4 separate regions of the Homo sapiens genome follow, and regions 1, 2 and 4 are each linked to region 3. A link is a contact called in ENCODE Hi-C or POLR2A ChIA-PET data. All regions are on one chromosome and are shown on one strand. The core of a region is the stretch at or near the end of the contact, and the rest is flanking DNA. Distances in the headings are between cores, read along the strand shown. Region 1 has its middle 18 kb from the start of PTP4A2. Region 2 overlaps YARS1 (tyrosyl-tRNA synthetase 1). Region 3 holds the start of MARCKSL1 (MARCKS like 1). Region 4 has its middle 32 kb from the start of KHDRBS1.

What was found. Hi-C counts contacts between places; a loop is a spot of excess contacts on that map. ChIA-PET counts read pairs that join two places held with the same protein, here RNA polymerase II (POLR2A). Pooled maps may share reads with other maps.
Region 1: a loop to region 3 is called in a pooled map, with 4 times the contacts of the local background. The contact joins the enhancer-like site here to the promoter of MARCKSL1 in region 3. A Hi-C loop is called at or near these places in 1 of 37 single-sample maps with no recorded cell type and 3 of 50 pooled maps. POLR2A ChIA-PET finds 5 or more read pairs at or near these places in 3 of 52 experiments (HEK293, K562 and activated T-cell).
Region 2: a pooled map shows a loop between it and region 3 (2.6-fold over the local background). The contact joins the enhancer-like site here to the promoter of MARCKSL1 in region 3. A Hi-C loop is called at or near these places in 3 of 50 pooled maps. POLR2A ChIA-PET finds 5 or more read pairs at or near these places in 2 of 52 experiments (PC-9 and activated T-cell).
Region 4: a loop to region 3 is called in a pooled map, with 2.7 times the contacts of the local background. The contact joins the enhancer-like site here to the promoter of MARCKSL1 in region 3. A Hi-C loop is called at or near these places in 2 of 50 pooled maps. POLR2A ChIA-PET finds 5 or more read pairs at or near these places in 4 of 52 experiments (B cell, GM10248, PC-9 and 1 more).

Annotation. Positions count from the first base shown.
Region 1 is chr1:31,954,887-31,957,586 of GRCh38, forward strand. No RefSeq gene overlaps it. Among named protein-coding and RNA genes, the nearest start is that of PTP4A2, 18 kb to the left of the region's middle. RefSeq lists enhancers at 1-155, 156-932, 933-1,710, 940-1,547, 1,135-1,694 and 1 more. Within about 2 kb of position 1,290, at least 37 of the 41 ENCODE cell types and tissues checked have a DNase peak (open chromatin) inside an H3K27ac peak, as active enhancers do.
Region 2 is chr1:32,797,724-32,800,423 of GRCh38, forward strand. It overlaps YARS1 (tyrosyl-tRNA synthetase 1), which reads right to left. Exons shown (of 13, transcript NM_003680.4): 5 at 40-120. Among named protein-coding and RNA genes, the nearest start is that of YARS1, 18 kb to the right of the region's middle. RefSeq lists an enhancer at 1,565-1,694. Within about 2 kb of position 1,433, at least 7 of the 41 ENCODE cell types and tissues checked have a DNase peak (open chromatin) inside an H3K27ac peak, as active enhancers do; they include PC-9, where a contact is called at or near this core.
Region 3 is chr1:32,334,786-32,337,485 of GRCh38, forward strand. MARCKSL1 (MARCKS like 1) reads right to left here and starts at 1,448. Exons shown (of 2, transcript NM_023009.7): 1 at 1,162-1,448; 2 at 1-312. The coding sequence starts at 1,248. LOC124903949 (a long non-coding RNA gene) reads left to right here and starts at 592. Exons shown (of 2, transcript XR_007065661.1): 1 at 592-719. RefSeq lists silencers at 270-709, 850-929, 1,060-1,209, 1,230-1,759, 2,693-2,700 and enhancers at 1,101-1,670, 1,940-2,029.
Region 4 is chr1:31,980,232-31,982,931 of GRCh38, forward strand. No RefSeq gene overlaps it. Among named protein-coding and RNA genes, the nearest start is that of KHDRBS1, 32 kb to the right of the region's middle. Within about 2 kb of position 1,325, at least 6 of the 41 ENCODE cell types and tissues checked have a DNase peak (open chromatin) inside an H3K27ac peak, as active enhancers do; they include B cell, where a contact is called at or near this core.

The DNA.
Region 1 (2,700 bases), core at 40-2,539, 380 kb before region 3:
GGTGTTTACGGGAGCCTGGATTCCACAGGAACCCTTGGAAGTGTGCACTGACAACAGAGTAGGGGGCAGACAGCATACAAAATTATCCCTGCTTCAGGGACAGTTCAGGAAGAAAGTGATACTGTGCCTGCCTGGGCCTCACATGCCCTGAGCTCAGGGACACGGGAAAGAGATACCAGGTGTCAAATCAGAGGCAGGGGAGGCAGGCAGGGAGGAAGGAGCCAGGACAGGGGACAAACCACTAGCTGCTGCCAGGGCCAGCTTCCAGACACAGCTCAGGGAGGCTGTGAATAGGCCCTTTATCTAAGCTGAAGTGGGGGAAAGGAATCACAGAAGGGGGTCTCAGGTGATAAGGAGCCTCAGAACAAGCTCAGGGGATCTTGTCCCTTCCTTCTCAGCAGAAATCCTAGCAGGGGAGAAGCTTCTTTTTAAGGATTTTGTTTTCCAGCCATTTGCCCAGGATCTTCATTTGGGAGGCCCCTCCTCAATCCCACAGGCCTTACTGGGTCACCTAGAGAGGTCCTAAGAGGTGCGGTGTTGCACAGTGGTTAAGGACATGGGCTTTTGGCAGTCAAGTCTTAGCTCTTCCAGTGACTGGCTGGATACCCCAGGCAAGTCATTTCACCTAACTCTCAACTCCCTACGTCAAACAAGGATAATAACAAGTAGTCAACCCCAGAGATAAAGCCGGGAGGCCCATAGAACATTGCCTGGCAATGGTAAAAGCACTCAATAACTGTTAGATATTGTTATTTTTATTAAGAATAAAGGAGCCGGGCATGGTGGCTCATGCCTGTAATCCCAGCACTTTGGGAGGCCGAGGTGGGCAGATCGCCTGAGGTCAAGAGTTCGAGACCAGCCTGACCAACATGGAGAAACCCTGTCTCTACTAAAAATACAAAATTAGCCAGGTATGGTGGCACATGCCTGTAATCCCAGCTATTTAGGAGGCTGAGGCAGGAGAATCGCTTGAACCCAGGAGGCAGCGATTGCCGTGAGCCGAGATTGCGCCATTGTACTCCAGCCTGGGCAACAAGAGCGAAACTCCATCTCATAAATAAATAAATAAATAAATAAATAAATAAAGGCTTGGAGAGCCATTTTTTTCTCTCTCTCTCTGAAGCTGGGGCCCAATTGTCCTTCTTCCTTCAATATCTAATGACTGTTTCCCAGCTATCAGAAAGGAATCCAACTTCCCCTCCCCCAGAGCTGTGAAACTGAGTAGCAAAGCTTGCTCAAGCTCCTGAGTCATTCAGCAAAACCAGCCCAAGATAATCAGTGGATCAAGGAAACTAGATGCAGAGTGGGGAAAACCCAGCCGCAAAGCTGGGGCCTTCTCGCAGGGCAGTTCCCTCTGCTGGCCCCTCTGGTGAGCTTTCACTTCAGGTTCACAAACAAGACAGCATCTTCCCAGGCCCTCCTGAACCCAGAATAAGGCCTTAGCTACTCCTGGGTCTCTCAACAGCAGCCAGGCCTTTCTCTGGAATCTTGTTTGACACAAACTTTTTGCCTTTGGACAAACTCTCTCCTTCCCTCCGTATCCCAGGCCTCAGGAGAGTCGAAACCCTGACTCCCATTCTCACTGTCCACTCATTTCTCAGTCCCTGTCATTTGACTTCTGCCCAGCCACTGAACTGTCTGTCATCACACTCAGTGATGATCTTTTCATCACCAAATCCAAAGACTTTTTCCAGGCCTTTCCTACTTGCCTCTTCTAAACAGTCAGCGCTGTCGACCACTTTCTTTCTTTCTTTTTTTTTTTTTCTGAGACGGAGTTTCACTCTTGTTGTCCAGGCTGGAGTGTACTGGCGTGATCTCGGCTCACTGCAACATCCGCCTCCCAGGTTCAAGTGATTCTCCTGCCTCAGCCTCCTGAGTAGCTGGGATTACAGGCGCATGTGCCACCACACCCGGCTAATTTTTGTATTTTTAGTAGAGACAGGGTTTCACCATGCTGGACAGGCTGGTCTCGAACTCCTGACCTCAGGTGATCCACCCACCTCAGCCTCCCAAAGTGCTGGGATTATAGGCGTGAGCCACCGTGCCCAGCCTGTTTTGTTTTTTTGAGAGGGAGTCTCACTCTGTCGCCCAGGCTGGAGTACAGTGGCGAGATCACAGCTTGCGGCAACCTCCACCTCCCGGGTTCAAGCAATTCTCCTGTCTCAGCCTCCTGGGTAGCTAAAATTACAGGCGCCCACCACCACGCCGGCTAATTTTTGTACTTTTAGTAGAGACGATGTTGCACCATGTTGACCAGGCTGGTCTCAAACTCCTGACCTCAAGTGATCCACCCACCTCGGCCTCCCAAAGTGTTGGGATTACAGGTGTGAGCCACCGTGCCTGGCTTCTTTTCTTTCATACTTATTTGTTTATTTTTTTTTTTTTGAGATGTTGTTTCATTCTTGTTGCCCAGGCTGGAGTGCAATGGCGCGATCTCTGCTCACTGCAACCTCCACCTCCCGGGTTCAAGTGATTCTCCTGCCTCAGCCTCCCAAGTAGCTGGGACTACAGGCATGTGCCGCCACACCCAGCTAAGTTTGTATTTTTAGTAGAGACGGGGTTTCTCCATGTTGGTCAGGCTGGTCTCAAAGTCCTGACCTCAGATGATCTGCCCACCTCGGCCTCCCAAAGTGCTGGGATTACAGGCATGAGCCACCGCGCCCGGGCTTGTATTTAATTTTTTTAAATAGAAACGGGGTC
Region 2 (2,700 bases), core at 183-2,682, 460 kb after region 3:
GAGGTGCAAGTGAAAAAAGACAGGAAAGCAGACACTCACCTTCTCTGCAAAGGTGAAAATCTTTCTCTGATCAATGCCTCCAAATTGGGCATCTACTTTTAAATACTCTTCATCCAAAGCCTGTGGAAAGAAACACATGAACATAAACATCTACTTTATTTTTTTGAGACAGAGTCTCGCTCTGTCGCCCAGGCTGGAGTGCTGTGGCGTGATCTCGGCTCACTGCCACCTCTGCCTCTCAGGTTCAAGTGAGTCTCCTGCCTCAGCCTCCCGAGTAGTTGGGATTACAGACATGCACCACCACGCCCGGCTAATTTTTTGTATTTTTAGTAGAGACAACGTTTTGCCATGTTGCCCAGGCTGGCCTTAAAATCCTGAGCTCACCTTGGCCACCCACCTTGGCCTCCCAAAGTGCTGGGATTACAGGCGAGAGCCACCATGCCCAGCCTAAACATCTACTTTATTTCTTCTATATGGGTCTGAGAAATCAGAAACTTTAGGAAATTACTAGATTTTTCAGAAGGTAAAGCCAAGAAGAAAATAAACAGCAGTCAGCTTCCCTCTTGGCCTCAAAAGCTGCAAAGACAGTTGCTGAGTGTTTGCGGTGAACATTACTCTATGTGGATGTCATGGGATAAAAAAATAAGAGTAGTCTCTGCCCTCAGGATATGCAGAATCCTGCAGGGAGGGAGAGAAGAAGAAAACAAACCATAGTCATGCCAAAGGTATTCTACTGAATAAGGTGGCCTGTGACAAATGAAATATAAGTAGCATAAAGAAGTCCTGTGAGAATTCGGGAAAAAGGTAAGACTGAACTAGAAAACAGTGACTGTCTGGGTGCGATGGCTCACGCCTGTAATCCCAGCACTTTGGGAGGCTGAGGTGGAAAGATCACTTGAGCCCGGGTGTCTCTCCAAAAATAAAAAACAAACAAACAAACAAAAAGAAATTAGCCAAGTGTGATGGTGCGCATCTATAGTCCCAGCTACTCAGGAGGCTGAGGTAGGAGGATCACCTAAGCCCAGAGAGGTCGTGGCTGCGGTGAGCCATGATCGTGCCACTGCACCCGAGCCTGGGAGACAGAGTGAAGCCCTGTCTCAAAAAATAAAATTAAATTAAAATAAATAAATAAAACAGTGACTGTCACTTATGACATGCCAGGCCTGCTGCCAGCTCCGTGGATGGTGAGATAAATCAGACCCAGACTCTCCCTTCAAGAAGCCCAATTATCCAGCTGGGGAGAGACATGTAAACAGATCATTTCAACTCAGCGTGCTAAGGGTTAACCCAGATGTTCATATAAGGAACAGTGTTGACATAAAAGAAGAAATTATCTCTATTTAGTAAGATGGGTGTGGAGAAGTCTTCCTAGAATCAGATTGTGGGCTAAGCTTGGTTTTGAACAACATATAGATGTTTTTCACCATGCAGAGGAAATAGAATGTGAGAAGGCACAGAGGTGTGAAGTGTTTAGGGAAATTTTGAGTGATTCAGTCTGCAAAAGTACGAACTTCAAGGGAGGTGGGAAGTAGTGACTGATGAGGTTAGAAAAGTAGGTAAAGACCATGAAATGTCATGCTAGGGTGCCTAGTGTTATCTTGGCCAATGAAAGGTTTTAAGGAGAGGAGAAATATGACCAGCACTGTAGGAAGATCTCAACAGTAACAGGGCAGGGCAGAGACTGGAGACTCATGGGTTGGAGACAAAGTGAATGCCTCAAAGGCTATTGTGAAAGTCTAAGTGAGAAATATCGATGGACAAAAGACAATGAGGACGCAGAGCAAGAATGAATTTAAGACATTTTAAAAAAGTAGAATCGATAAGATTTAGTGCATAATTGGCTGAAGGGAAGAGGAAGAGAAGGCTGAACAAGCAGGAACAGTCTAGAACAGCATTATCCAACAGAATCTTCTGTGGTGATGAATATATTATATGTCTGTGCTGTCCAATATAGTAGCTAACCAAGAACTTGATATATAGCCAATGTGACTAGAGAACAAAAATTTCCATTTTATTTAATAGCCACATATGACTAGGACTAGAGGCTACCACATTAGACAGTACAGACCTAGTTTTTTCTTTCTTTCTTTTTTTTTAGAGATGGAGTCTCACACACACAGAATAAAACAGAGATGGAGTCTTGCTACGTTGCCTAGGCTGGTCTTGAACTCCTGGCCTCAAGCGATCCTCCTGCCTTGGACTTGGGATTATAGGCATAAACCATGGCGCCCAGCCAACAGTGCAGAACTAGCATGTCTCCGGGTTTTCTTTTTTTAAGATAGGGTCTCACTCTGTCACCCAGGCTGGAGGGCAGTGGCATGATCTCGGCTCACTGCAACCTCCACCTCCTGCGTTCAAGCGATTCTCCCACCTCAGCCTCACAAGTAGCTGGGACTACAGGGGCATGCCACCACACCTGGCTAATTTTTGTATTATTTGGCAGAGATGGGGTTTCACCATGTTGGTCAGGCTGGTCTTGAACTCCCAACCTCAAGTGATCTGCCTGTCTTGGTCTCCCAAAGTGTTGGGATTACAGGTGCCAGCCACTGCGCCCAGCTCCAGGTTTAACCTTGGAAAATATCTCTTTGAGGTGACAAGGGAAAATTTTATTTTCTCATATCAAGCATTATAAAGGGCTAGACGTGTTGGCTTACGCCTGCAATTTCAGCACTTTGGGAGACTAAGGCAGGAGGATCACTT
Region 3 (2,700 bases), core at 198-2,697:
GGCACCGATCTCCCCCTGCTCCTGCTCTTCCTCTGTGGGTGAGGAGGCAGAAGAATCACCCCCACCCTCCTTCCGATTTCTCTTGAAGGACAGGCCGCTCAATTTGAAAGGCTTCTTGAAAGAGAATTTCTTCTTCTTCTTGGGGGTCTCCTTGGGGGGGACCTCCCCCTTGGCCTCAGCACCCTGGCTAGGGGGTGCTGGCTCGATGGCATCGCCAGTGGCCCCGGCTGCCTCATCTGTTCCGTTCACAGGGGGCGACTCCCCTTCACCCTTGGGGGATAAGTCTCCATTGCTTTTCACGTGGCCATTCTCCTGCAGGGCAGAGGGAATAGCAATGAGGGCAGGGGCTCCCCCTCCCCCAGCCCGCTTCTGATCCCTTCTAGAGGAAGGGGTCCTCGATTCGATTCTACTGCAACCCGAAAGTCTGGCTTCAGCCTCACCCACACCCAGGATCCCGTCAAACACCTCCCTCTCGCCCCTCACGGGCGCGCGGGGAGCGAGCGCGCAGAGGGCGCGACCGGCAGGAGGCGCTGGGGTCCCGTGGCCCCCACCCCCGTCCCCCGGGGCGCGCTCTCTATTCCGCGCGGAACCGCTCCGGATCTGCTGTGCGGATCCCGGGCAGGCGGGCGAGCCGCTCTAGGCGACATTGGGCGGGAAGCCGCCCCGGGGCGCTGTCTCTCTGCACCTGGACGGCCTATTTTCCCAGCCTCCCGCTTTGTGTAAGTGGCCCCCACCCACCCCAGGCTCTCCCGCATCTCGGCTCCCCCTTAAAAAAAAAAAGACCGTGGGCCACCGAGGTCGGGTCGGCGGGTGGAGTGCGCTCCCCGCCGGGCCCCAGCTCCGCGGCCCCTGGGCGCCCCCTTGGCGTGGCCCAGCAGCGCCTTTGTTCCCCGCGCGGCACTCGGGGCGGCCGGGGGGCAGCGCCGGGGACCGGGGCCGCGAACAAAGAAGGCGGCAGGGCCCGGCCGGCGCCCCCTCCCCGCCCCTCCCCTCGCTTCGCCCGCGGGGGCTGCGGCGCCGAGAACAAAGGGACCGGGCGGGGGAGGGGGCGCCGCGTGTCCCGGGCCGGACAAAGCGCGCGGCCCCGGCCCCGGCCCCGGGCCCTAGAAGGGGCGAGGTGCGAGAGGAGGGGCTGGGGCCGGCCGGGCCAAGCGTACCCACCTGGCCGTTGGCCTTCGCGGGGGAAGCGCCTGCTGCCTCCTCGGCGGTCACGTCGCCCCGGGGAGCCTTGGAGCTCTGGCTGCCCATGATGGGGGTCTGCTGGGGGGCGCTTGGAGCCGCCCCGGGCTCGCGCCGCAGGGGATAGTACGGCGGGGTCGGCCCGGCCGGCGGAGGGGTGGGGCTGGCGCCCGAGGGGGAGGGGTGCCGGGGGAAGCCGAGCTGCACCTCCGCTCCGCGGCCGACCCGCTAGCTGCGCCCGCCGCCGCTCCGCTCCGCGCCAGAATGCCGCCCGCCGCCCGCCGAGCTGCCTATATATAAGCGCCCGGAGCTCGGGGCGGGGCCGGACATTTAAATGCGCGCCCAATCGAGGGGCGGAGGCGGGGTTGGCTCGCAGGCCCCACTTGCGCAGCAGGCGACGCTGGCGGTCGGGTACCCCCCACCCCACCCGAATCCCAGGGGCAGGTAGAGTCCGGTGTGGGCAGGAGCGAGGCCAGTCCTCCCGCGAGCTGGGCGGGGCGGGGCGGGGGGCCTGGAGGAAGGAGACGGGCAGTCATTCCATCCTCTCCGCTCCACCTCTCCGGTGGGCGCCCCCGCAGCCTGGAGCGGCCCCCAACGCCTTGGTCCTGCAGCCGCTGGCAGTCTCCCGCTTGAACCCTTCGAAGGGCTCACACGACCAGGCTCGTCAGATGGCTGGTCCTGAATTATACTCTAGAAATGTGGTCATAGAAGCTGCAGGGCCCCTGCGCTGGGCTCGGCACCCGCTCCGGCCTGGAGAGCGGTCAGAGGTCCCACCCACGTCCCTGCCTGCCTGCCATGGCCAGCCGGGGAGCGGAGGGCTCTGCCTTGCCTCGGGGTCACTCTGGTCGGACTAGTGAGGCCTTTCCCTCATTCCTCCTTTCAGTCCCTTGGTGGCCAGTCATTCTGAGTGGGGACAGACAGATTCGCCTTGAGCCCCTCCTGCCCTCAGCCTGGACCCACTGCAAAGTCCCACGTGGGGGACTTTGTGACCTTGAAGGGCATCTCCATCCCCATTGAAAGGCCAAGGCTCAGAGGCATTGACAACCTGTCTGACTTGGCTCTGGTCCTTCCTCTTTACCTCCACACACAACTCTGCTCCCCTACATCAGGGTGCCCCAGGCCGGCAGAGGAACCCCAGCTGGGGACTCAACAAACCTCAAAACACCCCAGTTTCTGAAGGGGAGGGATAGGATGCTACCAAGGGTCCCTTCAAGGGACAGCCCCTTGAGGACAGCCCTCAAAGCTGCCCAGCCCAGCTTCCCACCCTGCCTGAGAGCAAGGGAGCCCGGAGGTGCTCCGGGCTGGAGACTCCCTAGCTTTGGTCCTCTGCCACCTCTCCTTCTGCTGGCCTGGATAGGCTGGTGGGAACCCCAGAATCCTGGCCGGCCCCGGATGTCTGTGTCCGGCTGCCAGCCCTCAGCCCCCAGGAGGAAAGGGATGGGGGCTGGAAGGAAGCAAAGTGTTGCAAATGCAAGGCTGTGTCCCAGCCAGCTCAGCAAGTCCCTCCCCTCCCTCCTACGG
Region 4 (2,700 bases), core at 75-2,574, 350 kb before region 3:
AGGCAGAGACGAAACCTAAACCCAGGTATGACCAACCCCAAAGCCTATATTCTCTCTCTGTCTCTCTTTTTTTTTTTTTTTTTTTTTGGAGACAGAGTCTTGCTCCATTGCCCAGGCTGGAGTGCAGTGGCGCAATCTCGGCTCACTGCAACCTCCACCTCCCAGGTTCAAGTAATTCTTCTGCCTCAGCTTCCCAAGTAGCTGGGACTACGGGTGCCCATCACCATGCCCAGCTAATTTTTGTATTTTTAGTAGAGACGGGGTTTCACCATGTTGGCCAGGCTAGTCTCGAACTCCTGACCTCAGGTGATCCACCCAACTCAGCCTCCCAAAGTGCTGGGATTACAGGCATAAGCCACCTTGCCTGGCCAAAGTCTATATTATTAAGATTGCAATATTTTACTATGTCCCAGGTATGTGCAGTTCCAGAGTTAGGTAGTAGCTGGAGGAGTTTCTGAATTTTCTGTGTAACGTGGTTATATACGTGCTAGAATCGCAGTCAGTGAACTTAATATGCAAATGAAATACTCTGTACACTGTAAACAATGTTACCTCTCAAGTTTTTGCAGCAAACACCACCATTATCCCTTTGGAGTTAAACCCGCTTGGCTACCACCCTTGCTGTCAAACCCCCATGAGATGCCAAACACTTGAAAAGGGTTTCATCGGAGATGTCAGTGTGAGATTAAGAACACACAACAGATGAAATAGAGAAAACAAGGGAATTCACTAGCAGTTACTGGTAAGACGCTCAGGCTATTAGCCTGTCACACTCCCCACTGCCAGCAAAGCCATCTTTAGCCACTTGGAAACCTGGCCTTGCTTTCACTTCCTTTGTGAAATGTCCCGGGTGGTATTTTCCCCACAGTGTAAACAAGTCCTTTTACATTAATCAATTCATTTAATTCTCACAAAAACACTATAAAGTAAGTACTGTTATCATCTCCATTTTACAGATGACGTAACTGAGGCACAGAGAGTCTAAGCAGTTTGCTCAAAGTCACATGTGACATATGGCAGTGCTAGATTCAAACCCTTAAGTTACTGCGGAATCTGTGCTCTCAAAAACTACTACTCAGGCTGGGCGCAGTAGCTCACAGCTGTAAACCCAGCACTTTGGGAGGCTGAGGCAGGCAGATCACCTGAGGTCAGCAGTTCGAGACCAGCCTGGCCAACGTGGCAAAACCCCGTCTGTACTAAAAATACAAAAAAATTAGCCGGGCATGGTGGTGCATGACTATAATTCCAGCTACTCAGGAGGCTGAGGCAGGAGAATCACCACTTGACCTGGGAGGCAGAGGTTGCAGTGAGGTGAGATCACACCACTGCACTCCAGCCTGTGCGACAAAGTGAGACTCCGTGTCAAAAAAAAAAAAAAAAACCACATACACACACACAAAAACCCCTACTACTCTGTAGTTTGACAACAAAGCTAAATGAAGATAATTAGAAAATCCACTATTGCACCAGAATTGCAAAAGGGCTGTGGAGATATGTTTTTTTGTAGAATCTATGTGCTTTAGTAATGTGGAAGGGAGATCTCCCACCAAAATGTGTGGTGAGGTAGGCCTGGGTCACTCCCCAGACCAGGATCCCCCAGGCTCCAGGCTTTCATCTTAGCCCTGTAGTAACCCCCTCAGAAAAAGAATGCTTCTTTCCCATTTGTTCCAGCAAAAATCCTAAGATTGCTCTGATCAACTACCTTGGTTCTGTGCTTAACATTGACCCAGTTACAGAACTAAAGGATGGAATATGCTGACTTGTCGGGCCTGGGTGATATGCACATCCTTCTCTGCAGCCACACCCCAACACACGGAGCAAGAATGGAGAGATGGCTCCTAGCGAAAACTAGACTACTGAGAGGAGGGGAAAGAATGCTGAGCAGGCAAAACAACAGATGATCCAGGGATTCAGGCATTGACACTGGTAATTATAAGCCAGTGTGATAAATGACTTGACAGGAAGGAACTGGCACTGGAAGACAGCAGAGGAAACACCTAAACCAGAGGAAGTGGCATGTAAGCTGAGACCCAAGGAGGAGGTATCCAGGGCAAAGAGGGTGTGGGGTGGGGAAAGGAAACAGGCTGTGCATATTTTTATTTCCTTCCCTCCCTCCCTCCCTCCCTCCCTCCCTTCCTTTTTTTGAGACAGAGTCTCGCTCTGTCACCCAGGCTGGTATGCAGTGGCGTGATCTCGGCTCACTGCAACCTCCGCCTCCCAGGTTCAAGGGATTCTCCTGCCTCAGCCTCCCAAGGAGCTAGGATTATAGGCGCCTGCCACCACCCCTGCCTAATTTTTGTATTTTTAGTAGAGACAGGGTTTCACCATGTTGTCCAGGCTAGTCTCGAACTCTTAACCTCCAGTTATCCACCTGCCTCGGCCTCCCAAAGTGCTGAGATTACAGGTGTGAGCCACCACGCCTGGCCACATTTCTTGAAATGTGTGAGATTGGGGCCTAAACATTCACAGAGTCCGTGAGGATGAAGATGATGGGCCAGTCTGGGTGCCCTGGAGTGGCCTGAGCAGAAAGGAAGGAAAATGGATTAGGGGCTGAAGAGGAGATGAAGCTTTTAGTTTGGATATTGATCCTGAGGGGCACATGGGTCATTCTGTTAGAGATATCAAAGAGCCAGCTGAATATGTGGGTATGGCATTTGGGAGCAGGATCTCTGGACAGAGATCTGGGTGTGATCAGCACAA